Linked DNA regions of Mus musculus: all the other regions are linked to region 1. The links are chromatin loops, found by intact Hi-C in ENCODE. Cell type or tissue: left cerebral cortex. All regions are shown on one strand.

Evidence for each region. Hi-C counts contacts between places; a loop is a spot of excess contacts. Peaks named below come from ENCODE experiments on the same cell type or tissue, not always from the same donor. Only the 100,000 strongest peaks of a DNase experiment are listed, where the experiment ranks them.
Region 2: it touches region 1 in a loop (7-fold over the local background); 20 of 42 quality-filtered maps call a loop at or near these places.
Region 3: it touches region 1 in a loop (2.8-fold over the local background); 19 of 42 quality-filtered maps call a loop at or near these places.

What each region holds. Positions count from the first base shown.
Region 1 is chr9:108,750,624-108,755,623 of GRCm38, reverse strand. No RefSeq gene overlaps it. Among named protein-coding and RNA genes, the nearest start is that of Gm24259, 14 kb to the right of the region's middle. In left cerebral cortex, a CTCF peak has its summit at 2,143 (motif pointing left); DNase peaks (open chromatin) are centred at 1,072, 2,086 and 2,853; H3K27ac peaks cover 281 bases.
Region 2 is chr9:108,817,660-108,822,659 of GRCm38, reverse strand. It overlaps Nckipsd (NCK interacting protein with SH3 domain), which reads right to left. Exons shown (of 13, transcript NM_030729.4): 13 at 4,294-5,000. The coding sequence ends at 4,915. Among named protein-coding and RNA genes, the nearest start is that of Celsr3, 5.9 kb to the left of the region's middle. In left cerebral cortex, a CTCF peak has its summit at 2,955 (motif pointing right); a DNase peak (open chromatin) is centred at 2,964.
Region 3 is chr9:108,806,026-108,811,025 of GRCm38, reverse strand. Ip6k2 (inositol hexaphosphate kinase 2) reads right to left here. Exons shown (of 6, transcript NM_001379600.1): 6 at 4,693-5,000. The coding sequence ends at 4,987. It overlaps Nckipsd (NCK interacting protein with SH3 domain), which reads right to left and starts at 2,646. Exons shown (of 13, transcript NM_030729.4): 1 at 2,372-2,646. The coding sequence starts at 2,542. In left cerebral cortex, a CTCF peak has its summit at 2,744 (motif pointing left); DNase peaks (open chromatin) are centred at 1,709, 2,691 and 3,956; H3K4me3 peaks cover 1,531 bases; H3K27ac peaks cover 1,242 bases.

The DNA of each region.
Region 1 (5,000 bases):
CTGCTGTTGACAGAGAGTAGGGGACAGAACCGAGGAGCACCTATGTCTAAGATGGCCCTGCAGCCTGGTGGCGATAAAACTCCAAGCCATCCCTGTTCTTGGGGAAGGAGAAGGGAGATCCCAGACCCCTGCGGCTTCTGTCTATTGCAGCTGCTCAAGAGGAGAGTGATCGGGATGGGGAAGGAAACCGGAGAGATGCGCATCGCTCAGCTGGCACACACACTGGTTGTCACTAAAAGTCTTTGGGGAGGCATGGATAGGGTGTGGAAAGAGTGAGAGGTGACAGGGGTAATGGCGTGGCACTCACAAGCAAGTCTCCAGGATGGTGTCAAGAAGGAGGCCGAGTCTTGGAGCAGGAGCTATAGGATCGTTAGCAGATACAGAGGATTCTGACACTGGCAGCACATGGCTTGGTTTCTGCCCCTGCAAACATGATAAGGTCATTAGCGGCATCATGGTAGGGGTACAAGATGTTACGCGTGGCCTTCAGGACCCTGGAGAAGGATGGCTAGCAGATACTGAAGGAGATCTTCAGAGTCTGGTGAGATCAAATCTGGTCTCTGGGCTGGTGTGTTAGGCTGCTGCTCTCTGCCCTTTTCTGGCTGTATCTGGGGACTTAAGAAGCACCCCTCTTTGCTAGTATCTGAGCCTGGAAGGAGGTAATATTGACTTGGGACCTGTCATTTATCAGAATCCCCTTCCCTTTATGCTCCTAAATTTGTGCCTTTCCTCCCAGTCCTCATGGTGTAAAGTCTGCCCTGGGTCTCTGGTACCTGGCATCAGACACACAACTCAAGGCTAGAGACACAGTGTCCTCACTGGGGCTGGAAGTGATATTCGTGTCTCCTCTGAGCCCATCCCTCTCCACAGCTACAGATCATGGGTCATTCAGGAAGGGAGCTGGCTGCTGTAAATCATCGCTAGGATATTCTCCCAGAACAAAACAGGAAAATTACCAAGAAAAGTGTTCCACAGGGCCAGGGTGGAGGCGGTTCCCAGCACATCTTAGACATGCACACTGTGTCCCCAATGTCCCCAATGTCCCCAGTGCTTCCAGGCAGCACACAGCCCTGAGGGGCCAGCTGAAAGATTCCCATTGTGCTGGATGGATGCCCAGTCTGTGAGCCCCAATTCCACCCACACTCTCAATGCGCCCCTGCCTTCACACTGTGTGCCAGGCCTTTGCGTTGTTGTTTTTTTAAATACATTTTTAAGGTTTTAAATTTTGTATAGGAATGGATGGGAGAGATATATGAGTTAATGACACACACACACACACACACACACACACACACAGAGGGATGGGGAGTGAAGGTCGGAGGACAATTTGCAGGAATAAATTCTTGCAGAGAACTAAATTCAGCTTGTTAGGTTTGACAACCTTTACCCATTGAGTTCTCTTGCTGACCCTGAGCCTGGCCTTCTATTTAGTAAAACTAGCTTGTTTGGTTAACTATTAGAAGGTCCACTCTGTATCAGGCAGTGGGGGCTGGTTTTGCTATGATCCAGAACATTCCAGTCTTGAGCAGAGCACAAGGAGCAAACAAACCAGCCCCTGGACCCTAACTAACCTTTACTAAAGTCACCAGCTGATAGGGCAAGGGTCTAGGCAAAGCTAGGGCAGGCCGGGTGTGGTGGCACACGCCTTTAATCCCAGCACTTGGGAGGCAGAGGCAGGCGGATTTCTGAGTTCGAGGCCAGCCTGGTCTACAAAGTGAGTTCCAGGACAGCCAGGGCTACAGAGAAACCCTGTCTCGAAAACCAAAACCAAAACCAAACCAAAACAAAACAAAACAAGCTAGGGCAGAACGGATAGCTACCCTCTGGTAAGTATGTGGTTTCCCAGAGGGGCAATCTGAGGCCCAGATCAGAATTCCCTTTTGTCCTTTGGGCAGCGTCCGCCAGGAGCTTGGGATGGTGACCTAAACGCCAAGGTCTGAGGGACACGTTTTCCCACTGTGCTCTGCTCGAGGCTGTGGTTGCCTGGGGAACTGTCTCTCATTTGGGATCTGAGCTGAGATTTGGAGGCTGATGGAGACTTGAGACTTGGATGAGATTGAGTTTCTCACTTGGGATTGGCTGCAGTTCTAGGATAGAAGGCCAAGAGCCCAAAGGGAGTCAGGGATAGCCTGCCCCCTGCTGACCGAAGTGGAAAACTGCAGAGCTGCAGCTCAAGGTCACACAAAATGGACACCCACAAGAAAACTTGATTCTTGGCCACCTGTCTGAACAGAAAGCAACTTCGGCCAAAAGCGCATCTCTGGCCAACCGTTGTCAAGTTTTGAAAGTACAACAACGTAAAAACAGAATTCTAGGCCTTTAGGCCCAGGCTTGGGAATGTGGCCTTTGTAAAGGTATGCTAATCATAAAAGAGATAGCGACCCACCCGCTTCCTGGGTTCAAAGAGTGCTCATTCAAAGAAAGTCACCCAGAACCTGCAATGCAAATGTGCTATTGTTAGGGGCTCTTAGAAGCTGTCTTGAGAGTTAACAATTACCAGGTATTCCTTGTGACTCTTGTAACTTTACACTTCCTTGTGACTCTTAACTGGTATCTTTGGTATCTTCCAACAACGCCCTCCCCACTTCCTTGAGTTTCGGTTTCTTCCTTTAAATACCCCCTTACCCAGCTACTCGGGGCGCCACGGTCCTCTACCCCTGCGTGGTGTATGACCATGGGCCCGAGAGCGCTCTTGAATAAAAATCCTCTTGCAATTTGCAGCAAGACCCGTTTCTTGTGGGTGATTTTGGGGTGTCGCCTCTCCTGAGTCAGAACGTGGGGGAGTCCTCACGTTGTGGGTCTTTCAGTTTCAAGTGATGTGAAACGAGGACGAGAATTCCTGAGGAGTCTGTGTCTCTTACCAATCCAGTCTTCTCTTTTGCTTCTTCTGAGAGGCATCACATGAAAGGAGGGAGAAGGAGGAGGCGCTGTGTGCCTAAGTGTTTAAACCACTTAAGAGGCAAAAGGCCTGCGATAGTGCCATGGCTTTAATCCCAGCACAGAGGCAGGCAGATCTTTGAGTTCAGGGCCAGCCTGCTCTACAGAGTAAGTTTTAGGACAACTAGGGCTACACACACACACACACACACACACACACACACACACACACACACACACAAGACCTTCTCAAAAAAACTCAAAACCTTAAAAAGGGTGGGGGGGGGGAGCTAGCTAGCTTCATAGCCTAAGACAGTAGACACCTTAAAGTGGAAGCCATGGCTGCCGTCCACAGGAGTCCAAAAATACAAGCAATGAACTCCATCAGCAATGGTAAAAGGCTCTAGGACCCCCTGGTGGACCACAGTACTATTACTGTTGAAACCCTTGGCTTAAAGTGTCAAGGACACTCACAATTGGCCATCAGGATCTGTCCAATAAAGCCACGAACAACATCACATCTAACATATGACATTTCAATTCAGAACTTGGCAATTGTCATCCAAATTCAGGATTAGATATCCTTTATGTTCCTAACACTCGGATCCACACTTTCAAAACCAGTAAGGAAGCTGTGTGCCATCTGCCATAATCTGTAACGAGGCAAACCTGTCTTTACAGATAACAGATACAGCAAAACTTTCCATTTACCTCTGGACGCAGGGAGCGAGCAGCTCATGCCTAGATCCCAGGAGGCTGAGGCAGGACTGTTACAAGTTTAGGCCCAGCAGGGGCTACAGCCTAAGGCCCCTTCTCGAAAATCAAGGGAACAAACAACAAAAACCCCACCAACTCCAAAGGACCAAAATTACACTTGTCATGATGCCTTGCGAAATAGCCCCTATTTCCTTCTGTGTTATAACAAGCATCTATCTATCATCTATCTATCTATCTATCTATCTATCTATCTATCTATCTATCTATCTATCTATTTATTTGAGTTTTTCAAGACAGGGTTTCTCTGTGTAGCCCTGGCTGTCCTGGAACAAGTGCTGAGATTAAAGGCACTAATTTTATTGTTATAAGATTTTATTGTCATTAAGATTCCTGAGTAAGTCAAATTTGACAGAATAAATGTTTAGCCTCTTGGTTCATTATACACAAAAAGCAATCTTCATGTAACATGCCCTCTTCAGGACTAAGACCTTGGACATGATACTGAGACACAGACACCACCCCACCCCCAACCACAGAAAAGAAAACATTCAGTTTTTAAAGACTTGAGGCATGGCCAATTTGGCTTTTAGAGGACCAGCTATCAGATTCTTGGGACCTAGGTAGGTAATTCATGTCCCTATCACTTGGCACATTTCTATAGTCAGGCATCTCTATCTAGTGAGGGTACCATCCAGTGAGCTTCCTTTGCTCTCTAGGAAAGACAAAGGACAGTGGGCTACCATGCTTACGTGTTCAGCTATAGTAACACAAAGGAGTGACATCCCGGCAGACAGGAGATGGTTTCTATCACTGGTATCTTTTGGGAAGGGGTACGCTAGGTCCCCTTGATCTTACCTACAGCAATATGCCATGCTGTTACAGTTCACTTTGTGTGTCCACTTGATTGGGTTATAGAATATTGGTCAACCATTATTATGGGTGTTCTCCTGAGTATATGACTTGGATGAGATTAGTATTTTACTTGGTAAATGGAATAAATCACTTTGACCTGCCTAATGTGGTAAGGCCTTATGCGACCAGCTCAGTTTGAAAGCCTGAAATGACTCGGCCAGGCTGGGGACACAGCTCAATGGTAGAGTGTTTTTCTAACATGCGCAGGGCCCTGGCTTTGCTTCCTTCAAGTGGGAAAGAATTTTCCTTCTGACCTTTGGCCTTGCCCATGCTGTCTCTTGCTGTCAGCCTCATGTTGAGGAATTTGCTTTTCACAACTCTTAAGCCCGCTGACCTTCAGATGAGAGCGACGGCTGACTGTCCTGGTTCTCAGGCCTCTGAACTTCAGAGCAGAACGAAACCCCTGTTCCTCGGGGTCTCCGGCTTGCTGATTCACCTTGCCTCAATCTTCATCACGTGGAGCAATCCCTTGCCACACATCTCAGAACCCTTCT
Region 2 (5,000 bases), 67 kb before region 1:
GGATTAGAGGAGTGTGCCATCACCCAGCTAAAGAAATGATTTTTAATAAAACATAAAAATGTACTAAACAAACAAATGAAAAACATCAATAAACTGGACTACATTACAATTAGCTTTGTTTGTTTGTTTGTTTGTTTGTTTGTTTCTTGAGACAAGGTTTATGTTTGTGACAGCCTTGGTGGCTGTCCTGGAGCTCTCTTTGGAGACCAGGCTGGCTTCAAACTCACAGAGATCCACCTGCCTCTGCCTCCCGAGTGCTGGGATTTAAAGTGTGTGCTACCACACCCAGTTCCAGTGAACAAATTATTCTTATTCAGTGGCAATATTAAGAAGGGAGCCAGCCAGGTGTGTTGTTACATACTTGCAGTCCCAGTACTGGGCTGAGATAGTAAGATATCAGTTACCTGTTGGCTAGGGCTAGATAGTGAGACCATGTTTCAAATAACAATAGCAACAATAACAACAACAAAAGAATATTAACCAACCCACTGCAGTCCTGTGATCCTACAGACTCAGCCTCTTTGAAGACTGAAATAGGAAAGTTATTCATGTTAAGGTAACATAGATCTTGATGGACAGATGATAGATTGGATGGATGGATGGATGGATGGATGGATGGATGGATGGATGGATGGACGGACGGACAGACAGACTGACTGACTATATATAAGTATAAAATTTAAGGACTCATGTTGAATACATATATAAGTCAATAAAAATACACAAATCAGGGGCTGGTGAGATGGCTCAGCGGGTAAAAGCACTGACTGCATTTACAAAGGTCCTGAGTTCAAATCCCAGAAACCATCTGGTGGCTCACAACCACCCACAGTGAGATCTGACGTCCTCTTCTGGCATGTCTGAAAACAGCTACAGCATACTTATATATAATAATAATAAATCTTTGGGCTGACCAGAGCAAGCGGGGTCAACAGGAGCGAGCAGAGGTCCTAGATTCAATTCCCAACAACCACATGAAGGCTCACAACTATGTGCAGCTACAGTGTACTCACATACATAAGATAAAGAAATAAATCTATAAAAATACACAAATCAGTAGATATATGGATAAATGATTAAATAAGCATTACAATGGAAAGTAATTGAATAGCCAGGAAACTAATGAAAAGGTGCAAGTCTTTGAATATTGCACTTATCATGGTGTGCTATTCTTCCATTAAAAGGGGGAAAGACTGGGTTGATGGCTCAGCAGCTAAGGCACTTCTCATATAAGTGTGAGGACTAGAGTTCAGATCTCCAGCACCCACGTGAATATTGGATGGATGTGACAGCCTGTTCACAATTCTCAAGTTCAGAGGGCAGATGGGTATCCTTGAAACATCTGGCTATGCATACTAGCGGTATTGCTATTCATGCTGTATTGCTGAGCTCTGGGTTCAACTGAGAGACTCTGCTTCAGTGAATAAGGCTAGGAGCTATGGGGGAAACGCCCACCGGGCTTGGGCCTCTATCTGCATATGCATCTGCACACGAGTGCTCACACACACTACAGCGCACACAGACATATTAAAAGAAAAAATAATCAGATTTCTCCTCATTGCAGCCTCAGTCAATGTCTTTTGAGGACAGAGCTGGACTCTCTACCCCTCAAAAAAAAAGTTGTGCAGGAGTAGCGTGGGGTTCAGTGCATGTCCCACATGGGCCAGACCTTTATGCATCCACGTTAGGTGCCATTTCTGGTTCAAAATAATGCTCAACCTACAGATTCCTACTGCTCCTGTTTGCGTCTCTCTACCATCCAAACACTGTCCTTTCTTGGCAGAGCTAAGTGTTCTCTGTCCCTCATTCTCTCTCCTGCCTAGCCACATCCCACATTGACCCTTCCAAACAGCTGGAGAGGTGTTGTCTCACAAACTCCTCTTCCCGACAGGAACCACAGGAACCCACCTTTTAAGCTACAATTTTATGATGTGAAACTATTGCAGGGCGTTTGCTGAGGGGGTTTTGGAGTCCTGCTCTCCCCACCCCTGGAATGTTTGGGAACGGTACCCAGTATTTATGTGCGCCCCTGGCCAGAACTTCTGTATCTTCTACAAACATGCTGGACCCCCTGGATAATCCTGCAAATGTGAGGGTGGGCTCCATAAACCTATATACTGTTTATCTAGGAGCCAGCCCTCAAAGCGCAGGGCAGCCCAGCTCTTCCCACAAAGTCAGAGTGCGCATCACAGGAAACAGCAGATGCCACCCAGGGCTCCTGCCTCGGCTTCCTGGGAACCCTCTGCTTTTCTCTGTCTTCTCTCATCTCCTGAGAGTAATGGTTTCCTGCTTGCAGCACTCAAGTGAAAGCAGTCGTGGCTGGAACTCAGTGTCACTGACTTTGGATGTGACAGAGGAGGCAAACTATCTCAGGGCAAAGAGCAGGGAGCAGGCTGTGGCCCTTCACCCAGAGCCTGTGAGCTCAGCATGGTGACAGAGCCAATGGCTAAGGAAGGACAGTGCCCGGAAGGTTGCCAAGATCCCCTCTACCTCAGTTTTCCTTTGAAATGTCCCTGCCTCCCTTTGCTGAGAAACTGTTGAGCCTCTGCCCTGCCTGCTGCGTGAATTCTGTGTGTGAGCGTCTGTATGCGGGGCAGGGCTGGACGGTGGTAGCGAGTGTTTTTCTCTATTGCTTTGTGCACCTTTAAAGTTCTATTTACATTTTAAAATATTCATGTGTATGATTTTTTCGCTGGCATGGATGTATGTCCACTACATGTGTGTTTGGTGCTGGCAGAGGTCAAAACAGGACACCAGATCCCTTGGAAGTGGAGTTACAGGTGATTGTAAGCCGCTAGGTGGGTGCCAAGAACCGAACTGAGTCATCTTCAAGAGCAGCTGATCCTCCCAACTGCTGAGCTACCTCTCCAGCCCCTCTACTTAAGATTTTTTCTTCATGTTTAATCATGTGTGTATGTAGTTACTGAGTTTGTGCAGTGCTGGGAAAGGCCAGAAGAGGGCACTGGACCTCCTGGAGCTGGAGGAGTTATTAGGAGGGTTGGGAGTCTCCTGATGTGGGTGGTGGAATTGAACTAGAGTCCTCCCCAAGAATGTGAGTGCTCTTACTTTCTTAAGCACTGGGCCATCTCTTCACCTTCCACTTTAAATTGCATTTAATTATTTTGTGTGTTTGAGTGTACATAGGGACGTAGCACAGCACACCACGTGGAGGACAACTTGCAGTTGGTTCTTTCTGCCTCCCATGTGGACCTGGGGATTAAACTCAAGTGCGTGCCACCACACCTGGCTTTCTACACGGATGCTGAGAATCTAAACTCAGGCCTCCATGCTGGGGTGGCAAGCACTTTACCAGCTAAGTCATCTCTCCGGTCCCTGCCTTCAGCAGCCTACTACAGTCCTGCATGTGCAGATCTGTATGAGGAACAGAGCTGCAGTAAGAAGCGCCTCAAGAACCAGCCTTTGCTGCTGCCCATGGGCCCTCGTTGTTCCCTGACCACTCTTAGTAGAACTACTGTGCTGATCTGAGAGAGAACAGGCTTTTCTCTCTCTCTCTCTTTAAATCAGTCTCTGCCTCTAATGAAGTGGGAAGACACACTTAACTGCACCCTGGTTAACATATTCTTCCAGGATATAAAAATTATAAAATCCGCTGAGGTTTCAAAACAGAGGAATCATGGTGGACCAAATAACAAGAGGAAGGTAATCAAGCCAGCAGCATGCTCAGGGAGAGCAGAGCTGGGAGAGGTGCCTGCTCGGCCTAAGACCATGCAGGGAGCACGTGTGAGGCTCAGGCTCAGGCCACATCGTGTAAGAGGGAGGAGGGGGGGAGAGAAAGGGAGCACCGGACACTAGCTGGAACTGCGGGACTCCACAACTTTATTTTACTTGTATTTTTAGTGAGACAGGCTCTCACTGTACAGCCCTGGATGGCTGGAATTATGTAAACTAGGCTGAGTATGAGTATCTGTCTGTCTCTGCCTCCCAGGTGCTGGCATTAAAGGTGTGCACCACAGTGGCCAAGAAGATAAGAATGGAACCCAAAAGGGAAAGATACCTACAGGTGTGTCCCAGGGTGCGTGGCTGCCTGCCGCTGGGCCCTAGAGGAAGCACAGCAGGGAGGCCAGTCTGGTCAAGGACCATCACCTCTTTGGGCTGCAGATAGCAGTTTAAGCTGGAGCTGTGAGGTCCTGAGCCCCCGCCACCCTCCCCGTCGTCTCCCCGCATCATCATACAGGGAAGCCCAGCTCCTGGTGCCTGTAATTTATTTCTGAAGGTGAGCTGTAGTACATAGGAAAATACACATGGCTTTTGGCCTATTCTTTTTTTTTTTTCCAGAGAAAATAGATTCTATCATTGGCTTTCTCAGCACCATCATCCTGTTCCATGGGGCTGCAGGACGGATGGCCTGTCTCTAGGATCCCACTTTCAAGGCAACAGTCTGGCCAAGGCCTCTGGGGCTGAAAGCAGGGGGTCAGGGGACAGCAGTCCCTATGGGGGAAGGGCTGCACATGAGCAACACTCACTGCAAAGCTAAGGCAAAGAACAGAGCTGGCAGAAGGTGCCTCCCTCACCCTAAGGACATGGCTTGCTGAGGGTCAAGACTCAGACCAGACAGCAGGTAGGGATGGCAGCAGCCCAGCCTGGAGCAGCAGCAGGACTCTGGGTATGCACATGGGAGTGGGGGATGGGGGTGGCATGCTGAAGAGGCAGCCTACCAGCAAACAGAGGGTATTCAGCCTTGCGCATTTCCTCTGCCCCAATACAGTTCCCAGACTGTGGTCCCCAATCCTACATCTGGCCCCTTACCCTGACTCTCCTTTAGGTAAGGGGCCCGGCTCAGGTCCCTTCTAATCTTTTATCACCTCGCAGTGTCGGTGCAGAACATCCTTAGAGCCAAGCCCCTGAGTTCTCTGCACCCTCCCAGGGCTGCAGAGAAGGGAGTAAAGAGAAGTGCTAGCTGGGAACCTCTCCCAGGTCCGGGAATTCCTTGTACATCTCTTGGACAATCATACGGTCCATCTGGCACTGGGGTGAGGCCT
Region 3 (5,000 bases), 55 kb before region 1:
AGACCTGGGTGCCAAGTGGGATTGGTCAGCCCAGACCCAGCCCAATCTGGAACTAGCCTAGAATTCTGGACACTAGAAGACAGCCAAAATGGAATACAGAATGAAGTGGTCAAATCGTGTTACCTGGGACTCTGTGATGGTATTTTATAGTTTACATTTAGGGGCTTGCATACACAGGCTCTCGGCAAAGACAATTCTAAAAACCTATAGAGAGAAACCATAGGAATCCCAGATTGGGACCAGGAGTCCAAACCTAGTCTCTCCCTGGGCTTGGCTCAGAGCCCAGCATGAGATGCCAAAAGGGAAGACTCTCATGTCTGGGATCCCTAATCAGTCACTCTGGATGCTGCTCCTTCACAAAGCCAAGGTCACACTCCAAAACAGCCCTGTCCCCACAGGGACCTTCCCACCCACAGGGACCTTCCCAAGCGCTGGGAGGTAAAAACGGGTCAAAAGGACCTCCCTTCCTTCCACCCTCCCAAGCTGTCCCGCCACTTTTTCAGACCACCTTTGGGAAGGCACTCTGCTTCTGACAAAGGAGGGACTTGAGAGACTGGCCTGATTCCTGCCTGTGTGGCCGTCCTCAGTAACCCAGGAGTCCGTTCTACCCCACTGTCTGGCATGGAGGGAGGTGTGGATTACAGCGGTGGGGTTGGCCAGCTGCGGGACAGGAACCCCAGAACAGACCTAAGCACACATTAGGGTACAGTCCCGTTTGTTTTAGTTGGCTGGGTGGCTGGTCTTTTGAGATGAGAATCTCTGCAGCTCAAGCTGGTTTGGAAGTGGCTATGTGGCCCAGGGCTGGCCTGGAGCTCAAGGTACTCTTCCCGAAGCCTCAGACTGTACACATAAGTCACCGTGTTTAGTTCCGGAGTGAGTTTAAGAGGCTTCCCTGGATAGGGCCAAATAAATATAGGGGTCAGCAAAGTCCTTCAGATGGCAGAAGGTGTGTGGGCGGGGCAGGGAGAGACAGCAACAGCGACAGAAAGGGAAAGTTTTGAAAAAGAAGGGCAAACACCAGGTGGAGTAAAAATGAGACAGAAATTCGCAGTCGGGGGAACTGAGACTAGGGGTATGACGAAAGAAACAGGAAGTGATCCGAGAAAGATCTTTCCTTCCCAAACCCTCCAGCCCCACTGACCCTGGCTAGAGCAGAGGCTCCACAGGGCCTGACAAAGAGGCAGGGCTTCCTCAAAGTCTCCAAAGAGACCTGGGTGCTCAAAAAGCTGAGCTGGGTGTGACACAGTTTAGATTTTTCTCACCTGAACACCTCTAGAGGAGACTGAGAGTCTGTGAGGAGGACCCTAGAACCAAGGGTCCCTCGTCTTTAGCAAGACCAGATGACATTTCCAAATTTATCACAGTATTTCTGTCCTTAACTGGGCTGGGACAGGATGTTTCCATAGCTAGGGACTATGAGTCTGGAATAGCCCAGACTGCCCTGGGTCCCCTTCCTCCTGCAGTCAGAATAGGCTAGCTGGAGACACTGCAGCAGGACTACTCTTGAGCAAACAGGAACTGGAGCAGGCTCCACTGGAAGGGGACCAGGCCATCTTCAGAACGGGAAACCATGAAGGAGGCTCACTTCCTCACAGTGTGGACAGCTCCCATTCCAGGATGGAGCGCCCAGATTTCAGAGGAAGGAAACCAGAGAAGTCAGGAGTGGAGGCTTGGGAGAAGTGGGGGCTGTGCCAGGGAACCTTGTCTATCAGCAGGGGCCAGGGGCCTTGGTTCCTGAAGGGTTGGGGAATTGTCCTTGGGGAGAGCTTGATAGGTGGGCGGGTTCGGGATACAGAGATACTACAGGAATTGGGACTCGCATAAGGGACAGGAATGCCTGTGGCTCTGGGGTCCAAGTGTGTGGGTGGGGTGGGGACTAAGAACCTGGAGGGTGGTTGAGGAAACAGGTGGTGTATGAGGTGGCACAGTCAGTGGTGGGCACGGTGATCTTTACAGTTAAAGGTGGAGGCTACAGATTGATGGGAGATGGGCATCCTAGGGATTCAGGAAAGGGGAACGAATAGGGTTTGGAGGTCTAAGGGACTTGGATAATGAATGGACTGGAAGTCTCTGGATCCAGCTCGAGAATTCAATGCAGATGGAGGCTCTGATTATCGATGACAGAGAGTCCCTGTTCCAGAATTAAGCTTTTCACGGGCCTGCGGTTAAATGTCAAAGGCCTAGTCTCGGGTGGGTGTTGACGGCCCTTCCGGAGGGGTCTCAGTCCTTACGGCTCTTGGGACTTAAGGTCAGAGTCTCAACCTCCTTGTCTGGTAGAAGTCCCGAAGAATCTGACTGAGCTTCCTGGATCGGTTCTGCGTGCTGGTGAAGGGGTTCGGTCGAGAGGCCTGGGACGGAGGGACACACTCACCTGCAGGCGATGCAGGTAGGCAGGCGGCACGTACCCGGTCTCGCCACTGCGCGCCCGTGCTGCTAACCACCAGTGCGTGCTGCTGCGCTCCAGCACCAGGAAGGTCTCGCCTGCAGCGAACGCCATGGCGTTCGGCTCCGCGGAGCGGAACGCATACAGCGCGCGGTACATGAGGCCGGGCCGGGCCGGGCCGCGAAGCGCCGGGGCTGGGTACGCGACGAAGGTTGCGGTGCCGGGAAGCCAGGCCCTGAGTGCCGCGCCGCCCGGCGCTTGCCCCGCCCCGCCCCGTGACACGCCGCGCGTGCGCATGCGCGACCGCCGGAACCCCGCCCCAGGAGCGAGTCGGCTCCAGTATTGGAGCGCCGCGCCCCCTCGCGGCCGAGAGAGGTTTGGCGGGGCGGGGTGGGAGTCTCCAGTTCCTTCAGGCCTCAGACTCCAGTCAGCTGACTTAGGGTCCTAACTCCCTCTCCCTGGCTTTCCTCCTCCTTTCCCAGCTCAGGTGCAAGCGCTGCGTTCCTTCCCACCTCCTGATGAAGGATGCTTATAGCCAGTGCGTCCCTGGGGACGGGGATATGGTGTTTTGCTTTGAGGAATCCTGATCAGACATTTGGAAGTTCTTTCTGGGGAGGGGTCTCCCCAGCGCATCTAGGCCTCACAGTGCCTTAGTACAAAGTCCCTACTCTGTCGCTGAGGTGGTGGACAAGTGTGGAGGGCAAGGGACAAAACCAGGTTGTACTGTCCAGAATGCATCTTTGCTACCCACCACATATACACTCCCTTCATATATACTGGCTTCTTTCCTATCTTGAGTCTTGCATCTGTTCTATTTGAACACTCCCTTCTGGACCACGCCCCAACTTGTCAATGACTATCCTTTTGCCATTTTTGTTGTTACAAAAGGATTTAAGTCTATGACCTAAGGTCATATTTACTCATAACGAATCAAACTGCGTGTATACATGCATCTCCTGTTTTAAAAGGCTGTCTGTTACCAACCCTGTCCTGCCCCAACATCACAAATGGCACTGGGGAAAAAAAATGGTTAGGGCAGAAGGCTGATAGGGTAGGGACTGAACACATGAGGTTTAAAAAGCATGTTTTGAGTTCTGAATGGTGGCATGATCCCAGCATCCAGGAGGCAGAGCTGTAGAAAGCCAAGATCAAGACCAGCCTGGGCTTCATAGTAAGAATCCGTCTCAAAGAAAGAAAAAGCATCCCTGACCTTCAGTTTAATATTCAGCCTAGCCATCCACATCTTTGAAATCCTTGGCATCCCTCGGTCGTAGTGAAGAAGGCCTAAAGGATCCTTGCATACTCTCCACTAATCTAAGGAGCACAGGATATACACACCATCAGACAATGTTCCAAGGCAAGGTCTCACTGTGTAGTTTTGGCTGTTCTGGAACCATGTAGACCAGGCTGGCCTTAAATCCAATGATCCATCTGCCTTTGCCTCCCAAATGCTGGGACTTAGGGCAGGTGCCACCACACCTGGCTTTTTCCCCCTAAAGACAAGGTCACACTAGCAGCACCAACTGGCCTGAAACTAACAGCAATCCAACTCCCTCTGCCTGAGTACTTAGATGAGCCAGACTACACCTAGACTTCGCTAATCTATTTTTAGGCATGGTGGAGGTAGGCCCAGTGGGATGTGGGGAGCTGCCAGAAGGCTCAGCCAAGACAAGAACTTGATATCCAGACCCTGGCTTTATCAAATGTTTCTGCCAATTTTTGGCAGTGCACACACACACACACACACACACACACACACACACACACACACACTTACAGAAGCTTTCAGGCACAAAGTAGTGGTAGCTCTTTGGAGCTATGCTGACTGGTCTTTGTAAAGGATGAAGCTGGTGTGATTATGGGACTGCTGAGTAGGAGTGGTAGCAGGTGTTGAAGCCAAGACTGTCCATGGCTACCAACAGACCAGAGACTTGTGGCTACTTGAAACCCCACCATGGGGTCCAGGATATCTGAATTACTATGGCCAGCCAATTAATTTCTTGCTGCCAGTTACCAAGGAGAAATAAAAAGCTGGACCCAAACAAGGGTTGGAGCACCTGTTGTCCAGCTTCTCCTTATGCTGCACAGGGCCATGGGAAAGCCTATACCAATTGTACTTTTGTGTAAGGGTGGTAGAGACCAAGCCAGCACAAACCACAGTGACCTGACTAAGTAGTGCTAGACTGGGACACTTTAGACAAAGCCAAGTCTTTGTAATGAGTGGGTGCCAGGCCTAGGAGACCACAAGGCAAGGCTTCTGCAGGCTGGGAGGAGTCTGCATGCTTAGAAAGAACGACAGCAGCACTGTATACAATAAACAAAACATCTGTATTAGAACATTTACACTCAGGGAAGAAAGAGGTATCTGCATCATCAAATGTGGAATGTTGAAGAAACAGTTAAAATAAATAAAAGGCTCTGAGCACGTCTGGGGCCGGCTCAGGCTGGAGGCGGGGGGGGGGGGGGGGGAGGGGGTCACAGGGGCCACTGTCTATCAGCTCCAGGCTGCAGAGGCCAACACCTAGCCATACTGGCCTGCTTCCCGACAGCACAGCTGTAGGGGGACACAAAGAGTCTCTCAGGTCCTGGAATAGCCAGAAAGCTCACTCCCCACTCT